Linked DNA regions of Homo sapiens: region 2 is linked to region 1. A link is an interaction called in ENCODE POLR2A ChIA-PET data of the cell type or tissue named here. Cell type or tissue: Caco-2. All regions are shown on one strand. Each heading gives the region's core, and the rest is flanking DNA. Links, peaks and the distances in the headings are about the cores only.

Region 1 (7,792 bases), core at 1,544-6,543:
GAGTCCTGGATGACTGGAGAGATAGTGGTGCTGTTATCAGAGATGGATTACATGGGAGATAGAGCAGTGGAAGACAAATGATAATACTTAGGACACAAAGAGTTCAGAGAGGGATTAAAGTGTAGGGAGTGTCCATGGAATTTTGGTACATGGCCACTTCTTGTCCTTAAATAGCCTCCAAACCCACAGAAACATTATCTTTCCATATCACCCTAAAGACTGTGCAGCAGTGATGAGTAAAATGACTCTGACCTCAATTAAATCAAAATTCTAGGAATACACCAGCTCCTTTGGAGTTTCTTACTAACGCTCCTTTCTCTGTCTCTGATTCCCCACTTGCAGCTCAGACAGTGCCCTCTGTTGGAAACCTCAACCACAAATCCCCGTCCTCGACTCCATGGCGAGAAGGACCTAGAAGGAAACAAACACCTCCCAGGAGCCTTTCACACACATTGTTCTCATTTTATCCTTGCAGTTGCTTGGTGAGGTTACTGTGTCCAACCTGGGCAAACTGAGGCAGCTGCCCCAATCACAGCCAGAGCGGAGCTGAGATCGGAACTCAAGGCGGCTGCCTTCAAAGCTTGTGCTTCACTCCCTCTACCTAGCTGTAGCTGTAGGATGATTTGACAAGGGACTTGAAGATACAATCTCAAGGACAGAGGTTTGTTTTTTTTTGTTTTTTTGTTTTGAGATAGAGTCTCGCTCAGTCACCCAGGCTGGAGTGCAATGGTGCGATCTCGGCTCACTGCAAGCTCTGCCTCCCGGGTTCACACCATTCTCCTGCCTCAGCCTCCTGAGTAGCTGGGACTACAGGTGCCCGCCACCATGCCTGGCTAATTTTTTTTGTATTTTTAGTAAAGACGGGGTTTCACCGTGTTAGCCAGGATGGTCTCGATCTCCTGACCGCGTGATCAGCCCGCCTTGGCCTCCCAAAGTACTGGGATTATAGGTGTGAGCCACCGCGCCCGGCTACTGTTGATTCTTTTTTGTTGGTTGGTTGGTTGGTTTTTGAGACAGAGTCTCGCTCTGTTGCTCAGGCTGGAGCGCAGTGTCCCGACCTCAGCTCACTGCAACCTCCATCTCCTGGGTTCAAGCAATTCTCTTGCCTCAGCCTCCCTAGTAGCTGGTACTACAGGCACATGCCACCACGCCTGGCTAATTCTTGTATCTTTAGTAGAGACGAGGTTTCACCAGACCTTGGCCAGGCTGGTCTCCAACTCCTGACCTCAAGTGATCCACCCGCCTCAGCCTCCCAAAGTGCTGGGATTATAGGCATCAGCCACCGTGCCCAGCCTCTGTCGAATCTTAAACTAAAAAATTAAAGTGTGTATTTTGTATGTCTTTGAGGTTTTAAAATCTTATTTTTCTGGTAATTTATTTTTATTATATTTTACAGCAGTATCCACCTGCAACAGTTGGACAATTTAAAAAACCAGTACTTTAGCACTCTGAGAGGCACGGGGCTGCCGGAGAGAGAAGAGTTGTCTAAACTGAGGAAGGTAGCCAGGCGCGGTGGCTCACGCCTGGGATCCCAGCACTTTGGGAGGCCAAGAGGGCAGATCGCTTGAGCCCAGGAGTTCGAGACCAGCCTGGACAATATAGCAAAACCCCATCTCTATTTAAGTTTAAATAAAGAAGAATTTAAAGAAAAAATAAGGTGTGGCAGGTCCTCCATGTTTGGTGTATGAATGAATACATCACTGAAGGAATGACGTATGAGTGTGAGAGAATCAGCCACATGAAGAAAAATGCCCAGAATCCAGGTTTCTCATTTAGAGCCATTCAAAGGGTGAGAGCTTAGGATGTCAAGTTCATCACCAGACTTGATATGCACATCACTAAACCTGCACCCTTCTGATTTTAAAGATGGAGGTGGGAGACCTTTCTCCCCCAAGTCATAGAACTGATCAACAAAGAAAAAAAAATACCAAAAAGAGCCACATATAAATAACAAGCAATATTTACTGCTCGTGATTTTAAAACTCAGACTAGGTTAGTAGACTAAGATAAACATTCTCCTTACCATTTTCACCAAGTAACAGGAAAAACACAGCCCATATGCACAAACATCCTATTTTAAGGACTGCTGGTTTTTGGGTTTTGTTTTGAGACAGGGTCTCACTGGAGTACAGTGGTGCGGTCATGGCTCATTGCAGCCTCAACCTCCCTGGCTCAAGCAATCCTCCCATCTCAGCCTCCTGAGTAGCTGGGACGACAGTCGAATGCCACCACACCTGGCTAATTTTTTAATTTTTTGTAGAGACAGGGGGTTGCCCAGGCTGGTCTTGCACTCTTGCCTCAGCCTCCCAAAGTATTGGGATTACAGGTGTGAGTCACCACATCCAGTCAAGGACTACTGTTTGAAGTGGAGGCTTTTGAACACACTTACCCTGGGATGATGAAACTGAAGAGTGAGCAGGATTTAGCCCTAGGGTACAAGTTCCTCAACTACCTTGAAGTGCTTCAACTGTGCAGGAAACACCTTCCACCTAAAGTTTCTGCCTCTAAACAGGAGCAAAGATGCCCCACTCAAGAAAAGTTCCAGGCACACCTTGCTCCGTTTTGGAAATTCCCACTGGCACTTTCCAGAAACAAGTAGGTCCCTTTAAACTTAAAGGCACCTGGGGCCAGGTGCGGTGGCTCACGCCTGTAATCCCAGCACTTTAGGAGGCTGAGGCAGGCGGATCACCTGAGGTCAGGAGTTTGAGACCAGCCTGGTCAACATGGCGAAACCCCGTCTCTAGTAAAAATACAAAAATTAGCCGGGCATGGTGGTGCGCACCTGTAATCCCAGCTACTTAGGAGGTTGAGGCAGGAGAATCGCTTGAACCCAGGAGGAGGAGATTGCAGTGAGCCGAGATGGTGCCACTGCACTCCAGCCTGGGTGACAGAGTGAGACTCCATCTCAAAAAAAAAAAAAAAAAAAGGCACCTGGAATATGAAAATTGCATTTTTTTTTCCTGCAAAGTTGTGCAGTAGAAAGCAATGTCAGAGTAGCCCTCAGTCCTCATCCCAGGCTACTCCCATTCTTCTTGGCATAAATCTTTTAGGCAAACCTATTTATTCTCCCCTCTAAAGTGTCAATTTCACATCTGCAAATGGGATCATAATAATAATAGTACCTGGATTAAGGTGAGGATTAAATAGCAAAATGTGTGTAGAACCCTTAGCTTGGGCCTGACACAGTGAGCCTTTGATGAACACAAGCTTGGGGCTGTCTCTAATCACAAGCCAAAATAGAAACCCAGAGAAGTCTGGACCAGTGACAGATACCATTTATTCAGCATGTGCCATGTGCCAGAAACAGTGTTAAGATCTTTATTAGCTGTTGGGATGCTTTTCTTTTTTCTTTTTTTTTTTTTTTAAGAAACAGGGTTGGCTGGGCGTGGTGGCTCATGCCTGTAATCCCAGCACTTTGGGAGGCTGAGGTGGGTGGATCACTTGAGGTCAGGAGTTTGAGACTAGTCTGGCCAACATGGTGAAACCCCATCTCTACTAAAAATATAAAAATTAGCTGGGAGTGGTAGCAGGCACCTGTAATCCCAGCTACTAGGGAGGCTGAGGCAGAAGAATCACTTGAACCCAGGAGGCAGAGGTTGCAGTGAGCAGAGATTGTGCCATTACACTCCAGCCTGGGCGACAAGAGCAAAATTCTGTCTCAAAAAAAAAAAAAAAAAGAAAGAAAGAAAAAGGAAAGAAAGGAAAGAAGAGAAAGAAAAGAAAAGAAAGAAAGAAAGGAAGAGAAAGAAAGAAACAGGGTCTTGCTCTGTCACCCAGGCTGGACTACAGTGGCACAATCATAGCTCACTGCAGCCTCAAAATTCTGGGCTCAAGCAATCCTCCCACACCAGCCCCTCAAAGTGCTGGGATTACACACATGAGCCAGCATGCCCAGCGCTAGTGGAATTCCATTTTTTCTTTTTTTCCTGTGTGTGTTTTTTGTTTGTTTGTTTGAGACAGGGTCTCACTGTGTTGTCCAGGCTGGAGTGCAGTGGCACAAACATAGCTCACTGTGGCCTCAACCTCCTGGGTTTAAGTGATCCTCCTTCCTCAGCCTCCCAGTTAGCTGGGACTACAGTCATGCAACACCACGCCTGGCTAATTTTTGTATCTTTTGTAGGGATGGGATTTCACCATGTTGCCCAGGCTGGTCTCAAACTCCTGAACTCAAGCAATCCTCTCCTCAGCTTCCCAAAGTGCTGGGATTCCAGGTGTGAGCCGCCACACCCAGTTTGGTAGAATTCTTAGTACAACTCTTTGGAGTAGCTACTCTCAGTGTCTCATTTTATTTTACTTTTTATTTATTTATTTTTGAGACAGGCTCTCCCTCTTGTCACCCACGCTGGAGTGCAGTGACATGATCACAGCTCACTGCAGCCTCGACCTCCCAAGCTCAAGTGATCCTCCCACCTAAGCTTCCCGAAGAGCTTGGAATACAAGTGTGTGTTACCACACCTGGCTAATTTTGCAGAGATGAGGTCTCACTATGTGGCCTAGGCTAGTCTCAAACGCCTGGGCTCAAGTGATCCTTCCACCTTGACCTCCCAGAGTGCTGGGATTCCAGGTGTGAGCCACTGTGCCTGGCCCTGCATCTAATTTTAGAGAGCCAGAAAGGTGAGGTCCCCTGTCCAAGCTCTCCCAGCTCAGAGAGACTCCCTGCCTTGCTCCCCATCACCCCACTTGCATGACGTTCATGCTGCCCTCTTCTGTCCTCTTCTGTGTTTCTCAGCCTGAAAGCGTGGGCATCAACTCTGGCTGGCTTTGTTGTTGTTCTCAAGCTTCTGTCATCATTGGTATAATTTTACATAAACTTGGCATTCCTTTAAATTTCAGAAAATATGTTCACTTCTTAAATATCTCCTGGGGGAGATAAGAGTTCTATAAATGATTTCGTTCTCCCCGCCTTCGTGTTGAACTTAAAAAGGCGAAGTCACTGGATCTCCGTTAACAAGTCATGTTGTTTATTGGTTTATTTTCATTTTGGAAACTCTTCTCCATGGTTAACCACTCTTCCTCCTCCTTAAAAATTCCCATGAGGAATTCGGATCAGACGCTGGGGCTGTGGGGCAGATCCCCGGGAGGATATCATGTTTCTAGAAGGCTCCTGGAAGCCAACAAGCATTGCAACCTGACTCTTAACTGACTTTTTACCTGTAGGATTATCTCGGGGCAGGAGGAAAAAGACACAGGCAAGCTTTCTGGTCCCAAATAAAATGATGTATTTCGTGAAGGAAGAAAGTTTTAAACTAATAATAGAAATTCATTTGACCATAAAAAAGGCAATATAAAAGGGTAAGGACTCTGGAACCCAACTGCTTGGGTTTCAATACCACACAGCTCTGCCACTTATCTGTGTGATGCTGGCCAAGCTATTTAACGTCTCTGTGCCTTTATTTCCAATCTATAAATTGAGGATGATAACAGTACCTAAATCCATATGTTTTGATGAAGATAAAATAGGGTATACAAGGGACTGGAAGGTTTCTTGGGACTCTCAGGACTATAACTGGGAAAGTCACAAGCAAACTGATATGTGCCCATCACCTTAAGATGAAATGAGAGGCCGGGTGTGGTGGCTCGTGCCTGTAATCCCAGCACTTTGGGAGGCCGAGGTGGGCGGATCACTTGAGGTCAAGAGTTCGAGACCAGCCTGGCCAACATAGTGAAACTCTGTCTCTACCAAAAAATATAAAAATTAGCTAGGCATGGTGGTACGTGCCTGTAATCCCAGCTACTCAGGAGGCTGAGGCACAATAATCACTTTAACCTAGGAGGCGGGAGTTGCAGTGAGCCGACATGGCACTACTGCACTCCAGCCTGGGTGACAGTTAGACTCCATCTCAAAAAAAAAAAAAAAAAGATGAAATGAGAGTGTATATGTACCTTTATTTTATTTATCTGTTTTTAATTTTAAAATAATTTTTTATTTATTAATTAAGATGGGGTCTCACTGTGTTGCCCAGGCTGGTCTCGAACCTCTAGGCTCAAGGAGTCCTCCCACTTTGGCCTCTCAAAGTGTTGGGATTACAAGCATGAGCCACCAAGCCCAGCCTACATGTACCTTTAGAAACAACACCTGCACATTTTTTTTTTTTAGACGGAGTCTCCCACTGTCGCCCGGGCATGATCTTGGCTCACTGCAACCTCCACCTCCCAGGTTCAAATAATTCTCCTGTCTCAGCCTCCCAAGTAGCTGGGATTACAGGCTCCTGCCACCATGCCCGGCTAATTTTTTGTATTTTTGGTACAGACGGGGTTTCACTGTATTGGCCAGGCTGGTCTTGAACTCCTGACCTTGTGATCTGCTTGCTTCAGCCTCCCAAAGTGCTGGGATTACAGGTATGAGCCACCACGACTGGCCAACACCTGCACATTTTAATGCTCCTTCATCTTTTCTGTTTCTATTCGTGGCTGCCTCCAGCCATGGTTGATTCCTTGCCATTTGTAACTATGGTCCTCATTTCCTCAATATCCACTCTGCAGGGGCCCATGATATGCCTTTTATTCCTATCACTACACTGACTTGTTTCCCAAAGTTCCAAATACATGTCCTGGCCAGTCACGGGACAGCCATTAAGAGAATTTATTAAGTGCCAGGCAAAGAGCTTTTCAACAAATCCTTCAGACTTTTCTTCTTCCTCAATTTTCAGGCGACACGTAACTTAAAGGTTAAAATGGGGATGATAATAGTCTCCTCCCCTTGCGTGAATGCCCACAATGGTTTTTGCTTATCTGTCCACTCCTCCTCTGTCTCTTAATAGTTGAAGAGCCTGGTGTGGTGGCTCCTGCCTGTAATCCCAGCACTGTGGGAGGCAGAGGCAGGTGGATCGCTTGAACCCAGGAGCTGAGGCCAGCCTGGGCAACATAGTGAGACTCCATCTCTACAAAAAAATAAATAAAATTAGGTGGACATGGTGGCACATGCCTGGGGTCCCAGCTACTTTGGGGGGCTGAGGTGAGAGGATCGCTTGGGCCTGGGAAGTCAAGGCTGCAGTGAGCTGTGATTGTGCCACTGCACTCCTGTCTGGGCAACAGAGTGAGACTGTCTCTAAAAAAAAAAAAAAAAAAAAAACACCCAAATAGTTGAATAATATGAATTATAGTGACAATTTTTTGAGAGCTTACTATGTATAATACTAGGCACTATATCAAACCCCTTAAAAATATCTCATTGGATCCTTATGAAAAATCCAAGGAATAGGTACCATTATTATCCCCATTTTACAGATGAAGAAACTGAGTCAGGAAGGCCAGCTCACTTCCCCTAGTGGCAGAATCAGGACTTGAACCCAAGTATGACTCCAGAGTCCTTGCTCCAAGCATTTCACTATTCTGTTTCCTCTTCCTTCTCCTGCCTCAACTGTGCTTTCTGGACAAGTTTCTGCCTTGATGACAAGGCTCTGAGCAGGAAGCCTCACCTCTTCAAGACTCAGTCTGCTCTTCTTTTTTTTTTTTTTTTTTTTTTGAGATGGAGTCTTGCTCTGTTGCCCAGGCTGGAGTACAGTGGCACCATCTCGACTCACCACAAGCTCCACCTCCTGGGTTCACACCATTCTCCTGCCTCAGCCTCCCGAGTAGCTGGGTCTGCAGGCGCCCGCCACCACGCCCAGCTAATGTTTTGTATTTTTAGTGGAGACGGGGTTTCACTGTGTTAGCCAGGATGGTCTAGATCTCCTGACCTCGTGATCCGCCTGCCTTGGCCTCCCAAAGTGCTGGGATTGCAGGCGTGAGCCACCGTGCCCGGCCTGCTCTTCTTTTTTTTGAACAATATAAACATGGTGTATTAACACCA
Region 2 (7,792 bases), core at 1,533-6,532, 1.4 Mb before region 1:
CTCAGCTAATTTTTTGTATTTTTTTAGTAAAGGTGGGGTTTCACCATGTTGGCCAGGCTGGTCTTGAACTCCTGACCTCAGGTGATCCACCCGCCTCGGCCTCCCAAAGTGCTGGGATTACAGGCATGAGCCACCATGCCCAGCCAAAAAAATCTTCCTTAAGATATAAACACACACAAAAGGCAAAAGGAAGGCAACTTGAGGAAGTGGCTAGATCACCATATTGAACTTCACAGAATCTGGGTTCAAGGCCCATTTCATGCACTAACTGACTCAGCCCTCTCATTTGTAAAAATTTACACCAGTTTCTTACAAAGTGGCAGGTACTTTTTAGCTGTGTGACCTTAGGCAAGTGAGTTCACACCTCTGAGCCTTGACTTACTCTGAAAATAGGCATTAATAATACTTATTTGTGGTAGACACTGATGGTTTCTACCCAACAGTTGTTTTCCCCTCCTGGGTCTTTGCTTCCTTCTCCCATGACAGAAGCAGATGTGGCCAGACCTTCACCTTCCCAACCTCCTCTGCAGCTAATGAATGCAGCCTAGTTCTGGCCAATGAGATGCATGGAAAAATTGGCTAGGGAGCTTCTGTATGTAGTGCCTGTGATTTTTTGTTTTCACATGATTAATAATATGATTTCATGCAGCTATTACTAGATGGGGCCAGGCGTGGTGGCTCATGCCTGTAACCCTAGCACTTTGAGAGGCTGAGGCGGCGAATCACCTGAGGTCAGGAGTTCAAGACCACCCTGGGCAACATGGTAAAACCCCATTTCTACTAAAAATACAAAAATTAGCTGGGCATGGTGGCACATGCTTGTAATCTCAGCTGCTCAGGAGGCTGAGGCAGAATTGCTTGTGCCTGGGAGGTGGAGGTTGCAGTGACCCGAGATCACGCCACTGCACTCCAGCCTGGATGACAGAGTGAGACTCTGTCTCAAAAAAAAAAAAAAAAAAAAAAAAAGTACCTGGGGCTAAATAGAAAGGCCCAGAAAATCCAAAGCATGTGTTCTGCTGTGTAAGTTGGAGCAGTGCTTTTGGATGCTTCTCAGCTAAAAATGCAGATTCTGGTTCAGTAGGTCTGTGGTGGAGCTTGAGAGATGTTCCTAAGGAGGACCATTTAGGGTTGGCTGATCCACCATTTCAACAAGTTCTTCAAGGGCTCAAGATCTCTCCCACTTTTCTCCCTGCCATCCTGGATGGTTGGTGTGCTGTCCCCAGGCTTGTTGTGTGAAGGTCACAAGGTCAAGGACACAATGCCAGCGACCACACCCAGACATAACTGAACTTTCAAAGGAAGAGGAGCATGTACCCTTCCAGGCATCTCTCTATCAGTGGAGAAATCTTTCCCCAGGAGCCCATTCTTCTGACCCCCACCCCTCACCCCAGCCAATGGCTGCCGTGTGGCACAAGCCAGGAGTACCATTTTAATAGACTCTCTGGGAATGTTGTCCCAGAAGTTCTAGCAGCCTTCTCCTCACATCTTATTAGCCAGATGTGTGTCGTGTGCTTCAAGCTTAAGCCAGTCATTGGCAAGGAGAGTAGAATGACTGTGACTGGCTCAGGCCAGAAGTCTCAAAGTGAGGTGCTGGGACCAGCTGTACCTGCATCACATCGCCTGGGAAGCTTGTTAGAAATACATATTTTAGGCTGGGCACGGTGGCTCACGCCTGTAATCCCAGCACTTCGGGAGGCCGAGGCGGGTGGATCACAAGGTCTGGAGTTCAAGACCAGCCTGGCCAACATAGTGAAACCCTGTCTCTACTAAAAATACAAAAGTTAGCCGGGCATGGTGATGCATGCCTGTAGTCTCAGCTACTTGGGAGGCTGAGGCAGAAGAATCGCTTGAACCTGGGAGGCAGAGGTTGTGGTGAGCCAAGATCATGCCACTGCACTCCAGCCTGGGCAATAGAGCGAGACTCTGTCTCAAAAAAAACAAAAACAAAAACATATTTTGGGCCTGCACCCCAGACCTACTGAATTAGAAAGTCTAGGGGTGAGGCCCAGCAATGGATTCTAACAAGGGCTCCAGATAATTGTGATACACACTAGAATTGGCCCTGGCTGCGCATTGGAATTATCCAAGGAACTCTTAAAGCTACCGCTAGATAGACGTCAGAATGGTGGTTACCCCTGCAGGCTGCACTGGAGTATAGACCCTGAAGTAGTGTGACCAACTTGTGGTTTGCTTGGGAGTTTCTTGGTTTTAGTACTGAAAGTCCTCTGTCCTGGAAAATCCCCTCAATCCTGGGCAAATTAGGATGGTTTGTCACCTTACCTTGATGGAGCAAGAGGGAATTTTCTGGGGTGTTGAAAATGTTCTATCCCATCATCTGGGTGGTGGTTGCATGTGTGTACGCATGTGTAAAAAATATCAAGCTGAGCTGGGCACTGTGGCTCGAGCCTGTAATCCCAGCACTTTGGGAGGACAAGGCAGGAGGATTGTTTGAGCACAGGAGTTTGAGATCAGCCTGCCTGGGCAATATGGCAAGACCCCACCTGTACTAAAAATAAATTTAAAAAAAACTTTAGCATTAGCCAGGCATGGTGATGTATGCCTGTAGGCCCAGCTACTAGGCAGGCTGAGGCAGGAGGATCGTTTGAGCCCAGGAGGTAGAGGCTGCAGTGAGCCATGATCGCGCCACTGTGCTTCAGCCTGGACAACAGAGTGAGACTGTCTTAAAAAAAAAAATCAAGCTATCCGTTTAAAGTTTGTGCACCTTACACATGCTACTAAGTGTACATCACAACTTAAAAAAATACTGATGTCCAGGTTGTATTCCAGATTGATTAAGTCAAAATCTCTAGGAGAAGATCCCAGGCATTGGTATCATGGAATACTCTCCAGACGTTTCTCACGTTCAGCCAGATTTGTGAATGAACACGATCAAATCTCCAGGGAGTTAAAGTGAAGGTTCTGATTCAGCGGGTCTGGGTGGGCCTGAAATTGTGCATTTCCACCACACTCCCAGGGGATGCTGATGCTGGACCATGCTCTAGGGAGCGAGGGCCAGGCCTGGTTAACGTTTACCTTCTGGGGCAGGCAGAGGGCTGCTCCCCTGAAACATCTTGGTGGTCTTAGTGAGGAAGGAAGAAAGTGGGGCTCATTGGAGACTAGCTGTGGGGTAGGCAACTCCCGTGGCATTCAAAGAATTAAAGGTTAGGGTGAGGTTAGAAGCTTACACCTGGGCAACCATACAAATGCAAAAGCTCAGACATCTGTTCCCAACTCCCTGATGTGCCAGGAGGGCCATGTTTGCCTAGGTTTTGGCTCTACTTCCTAGCCAGAGTCAGGCCTGAATACCCAGCGTGGGCTTAGTTTGCTTCTCCTGAGGTTACTCAGGAACCTGTCTTTCTGGAGAAGCCAGTGCCATGTCCAGAGGTGCCCTCCTCTGCGCTGCAGACACCACGGAGACTGATAACAGGGCTGCCAGCTGGTTTAATTACCCAGATGGGAAGCTGGCAGGTGGAGTCTAACCTTGACAGAGATTAATGACTCCATTATCTTCCTAGGCTATCATCCCGTGCGGGCCCCAGTCCGGAATGTAGACATAAGGTGTAAATAAAGTCCTTGTTCTGAGGGAGGACATTTTTCATTGTCTTCAGATGGGAATTTGCCCCCAGAAACCCTTGACTCAAATTCGGGAAGTATCTTTTTTTGGCAGAATAACCTGGTCGTTTGTGGGCATGTGACAGGTCTCCTAAAGGCTGGGCCAAGGCTTGCTGGCAAAACCAATGTTACTTGTTTCCTTAAACTCATTAAGAAATACGTGCCTGTTGTAAACAACTTAAAGTGACAGCTCTTGTCTCCTTTCCCACTCTTTGAAGGTAACTATTATACTTAACTCTTTGGCGTATAGTCTTCCAAATATATTTCTTTTTCTGTTTGTTTTCTTCTCCAGATAAAGTTTCCCCCCAAATTTTATTGGGGCATAATTATAGTACATTTATTTATTTATTTATTTGAGATGGAGTCACTCTGTCGCTCAGGCTGGAGCGCAGTGGCACAATCTTGGCTCACTGCAACCTTCACCTCCTGGGTTCAAGTGATTCTCCTGACTCAGCCTCCCGAGTAGCTGGGATTACAGGCACCTGCCACCATGCCCGGCTAATTTTTGTATTTTTAGTAAAGATGAGGTTTCACCATGTTGGCCAGGCTGGTCTTGAACTCCTGACCTCAAGTGATCAGCCCTCCTCGGCCTCCCAAAGTGTTGGGATTACAGGACTTGAGACACTGTGCCTGGATGGTGGCACATATTTAAAGTATATAACTTGATTGGTCTTTAAAATTATTTTATTATTTGCAGAGATAATAAATCTTCCTTAATAAATAAAACAATCTTCCTTCCTCACTTTGTTGCCTAGGGCTGGTCTGGAACTCCTGGGCTCAAGTAGTCCTCCTGCCTTGGCCTCCCAAGGTGTTGGGATTACAGACATGAACCTCCAAGCCCAGCCCCAATTTGATTACTCTTTTTTTTTTTTTTTGAGATGGAGTCCCACTCTGTCGCCCAGGCTGGAGTGTGGTGGCATGATCTTGGCTCACTGCAAGCTCTGCCTTCCCGGTTCACGCCATTCTCCTGCCTCAGCCTCCTGAGTAGCTGGGACTACAGGTGCCCACCACGCCCGGCTACATTTTTTTTTTTTTTAATATTTTTAGTAGAGACGGGGTTTCACCGTGTTAGCCAAGAGGGTTTCGATCTCCTGACCTCGTGATCCGCCTGCCTTGGCCTCTCAAAGTGCTGGGGTTGAGCCACTGCGCCCGGCCTATTATTATTATTTTTTGAGATGGAGTCTTGCTCTGTCGCCCAGGCTGGAGTGCAGTGGCGCGATGTTGGCTCACTGCAAACTCCACCTCCCTGGTTCACGCCACTCTCCTGATTACTCTTGACATAGACCCATTAAACCATCTCTCCAACTAGGATAGAGCACATGTCCCTCACCCCCAAAAGTTTCCATGTGTCCCTTTGTGATTCCTTCCTACCTGCATCCCCTCCACTACTGAACAACAACTGTCACTATAAATTAGTTTGCATTTTCTAGGTTTTATGGAAATGGAATTATGCAGCATATGTATATGCTTTTGCCTGGCTTCTTTCACTCAACATAATGATTTTGAGATTCATCTATGTTGTAGAAATCAACAATATGTTGCTTTTAATTGCTGAGTATATCCCATGGTATGGATATATCACAATTTGTCTATCCATTCATCTGTGGATGGACTTTTTAAGTTGCTTCTAATTTATGGTGATTACAAATAAAGCTGCTCTGAACATTTGTGTACAAATCTTTGTGTGAACAGATATTTTAGCTTCTCTTAGGCAGATACCTAGGAGTGGAAAGACTGAGTCATGTCACATGGTAGGTACATTTAACTTTTCAAGAAACTACCGAACTGTTTTCCAAAGTGGTTTATCTCATTTTGTGTTCTCACCAGCCCTGGGTGAGAGTTTTATGCGCTCCACATCCTCACCAACCCTGTGATGATCAGTCTTTCTAATATTTGCCATTCTAATGAGTGTGAAGCGGTATCTCATTATGATTTTAACATGCATTTCCCTAATGTCTAACGCTATTGAGTATCTTTTTATGTGCTTATTGGCCATTTGCATGTATTATTTTGTGAAGTGTCTGTTGAAAATTTTGTTGCTCTTTCTTTTATTGGGCTGTTTTCTTATTGTTGAGTAATAAGGGTTCTTTATATATGTTAAATGTCTAAAATGCTACATTTTAATATAGTGGTGTCCTCAAAGTGGGAGTGATGAATTTTATCTAATTTTGTCATGGTCAGGGGAGGAGTTGTGCTCTGGAAGCCCATCCATGGGGAAGGTGAGGTTCAAACTCTAAGATAAAAACTCTAGATAAAATTTTAAGTCCTGCTGTGGATGGCTGTTGTTTCTTTCTGCCCAGCATTTACACCTTTTCTGATAACAACTCACCCCAATGTTTTCAAGGGAGAATTATTCTTCCACCATTTTTAGTACCTGCGGTTTGGGTGAAGCTGACCCTAAACCCTGGCTCCTGGGGAGGGGTATGACCTTGGCCTGGCCAATCAGCATTTTCATCTTCCTGGCTCTGTAATGTGCATGTAACTCAGATGGATCCAATGGGATTCAACTTTAGGACTTTTGCTGGAGTGACTCTTTGTATTGGTCTCAGCTTCCTCCTCAGCCACCTCCTTCCTCAGCCACCTCCTCAGAGAAGCCCTCCCTGACTTGCAGAAGAGATGAGGCATCTCTGATGTGCTCAGTTAGCTCGCTGATCTTTCATGCACAGCACTTATCACAGCTATTAACTAAATATTTGTATGATTATCTGTGTAATAAATTTCTGCCCTCCAGACTGCAAGCTCCATGAAACTGGGGCTGCATCTCTTTTGTTCACTCTTGAGTCCCCAGCATTGGTATAGCCTATCCGTATATTTTGAACGTGAAGATGACAGGATTTGCTGAGGAATTGGATGCATGCTGGATGTGGGAGAAATAGAAACTTGAGACTTAATAAATACTTGTTGAGTGAATGTAGGAAGCTACATTTGTGCATGAGAAAACTGAGGTCCAGAGAGGTGAAATGACTCTCCCCAAATCGCACAGCAAGTCAGGAGCAGAGCTGGAATGTGAATTCGGGGCTGTCCAACTTCAGAGCTTGTGCTCTTCCTCAGCACCCTAAATGACTCCTTGCAAACTGAACATAATTTTCCACAACAAACACTGCTTAGGCATGGCAGATACCTCTGAAATAAACTGTGTTATTTATCTATTGCTTCATAACAAATTACTTCCCAACCTTGGTGGCTTGAAACAACATTTATTAACTCATGATTTCTGTAGGTTGGGATCCAGGTGTGGCTTAGTTAGGTCCTCTGCTTTGGGGCCTCTCATAGGCCACAGTCCAGGTGTTGGCTGGGGCTGCATTCTCATCTTAAGGCTTGACTGGGGAAGGATCTGCTTAGGGAAGGATTTGCTTCCAAGCTCTCTCTCTTTTTTGTTGGAGGGATTCAGTTCTGAGGGTTCTTGGTTGAGGTCCATTCCTTGCCACATGGGCCTGTCCCTTGGGCAGCTCACAGCATGGCACCTGGTTTTATCAAAGGAGTGAGTGAGTGGGAAAAAGTGAGCAGAAAGGAAGTCATGGTATCTTGTAGCCTCATCATGGAAGTGACATCCCATCATGTTTGCCTTGTTCTATTCATTGGAAGTGAGTCACTAAGTCCAGCCCACACTTCAGGGAAGGAAATTACATAAGTGAAAACAAGTTTGTGAATGCCCAGGTCAGTGGGAGTCATCTGAGAAGCCTGCCTACCACTTAAACTAAGTCTCTTTCTCATGTAGCTTAACTTCTGGTCAGGGGAAGTGCACAAAAAGCAAACAAATAAATAAAAATATAACACATCAGATGATGCTAAAATGCTTGCAGAAAATCATGTGGAGGAGGTTATGGAGGGCTGGGTGCAGGAGGAGACTAAGCATTCTTACTTTATATCAGGTGGTCCGCAGAGACCTGGGTGAGAGGGAGACATCTGAATAGAGAGCTGAAGGAAATGAAACAACAAGCCAAAAGGATACGGGAAAGAGCATTCCAGCAGCAAGAACAGCAGGAGCAAAGGCCCCGCATCACAAACCTGCCTGAAGTGTTCTAAGAACAGCGAAGGTCAGTGTGACTCCAGTGATGATGGCAAGAGAGAGAGTACCAAGTCATGGGGTTAGAGAGATAACAGGGCGGCCGGGCATGGTGGCTCACACCTGTAATCCCACCACTTTGGGAGGCTGAGGTCAGGAGTTTGAGACCAGCCT

What was found. Peaks named below come from ENCODE experiments on the same cell type or tissue, not always from the same donor. Only the 100,000 strongest peaks of a DNase experiment are listed, where the experiment ranks them.
Region 2: POLR2A ChIA-PET joins it to region 1 with 7 read pairs; 1 of 35 experiments calls an interaction of 5 or more read pairs at or near these places.

Annotation. Positions count from the first base shown.
Region 1 is chr20:50,713,515-50,721,306 of GRCh38, forward strand. No RefSeq gene overlaps it. Among named protein-coding and RNA genes, the nearest start is that of PARD6B, 14 kb to the right of the region's middle. In Caco-2, for the core only: no CTCF peak of the experiment used is centred there; a DNase peak (open chromatin) is centred at 4,664.
Region 2 is chr20:49,303,724-49,311,515 of GRCh38, forward strand. LOC124904925 (a long non-coding RNA gene) reads right to left here and starts at 7,562. Exons shown (of 2, transcript XR_007067637.1): 1 at 7,475-7,562; 2 at 6,794-7,076. In Caco-2, for the core only: no CTCF peak of the experiment used is centred there; a DNase peak (open chromatin) is centred at 3,478.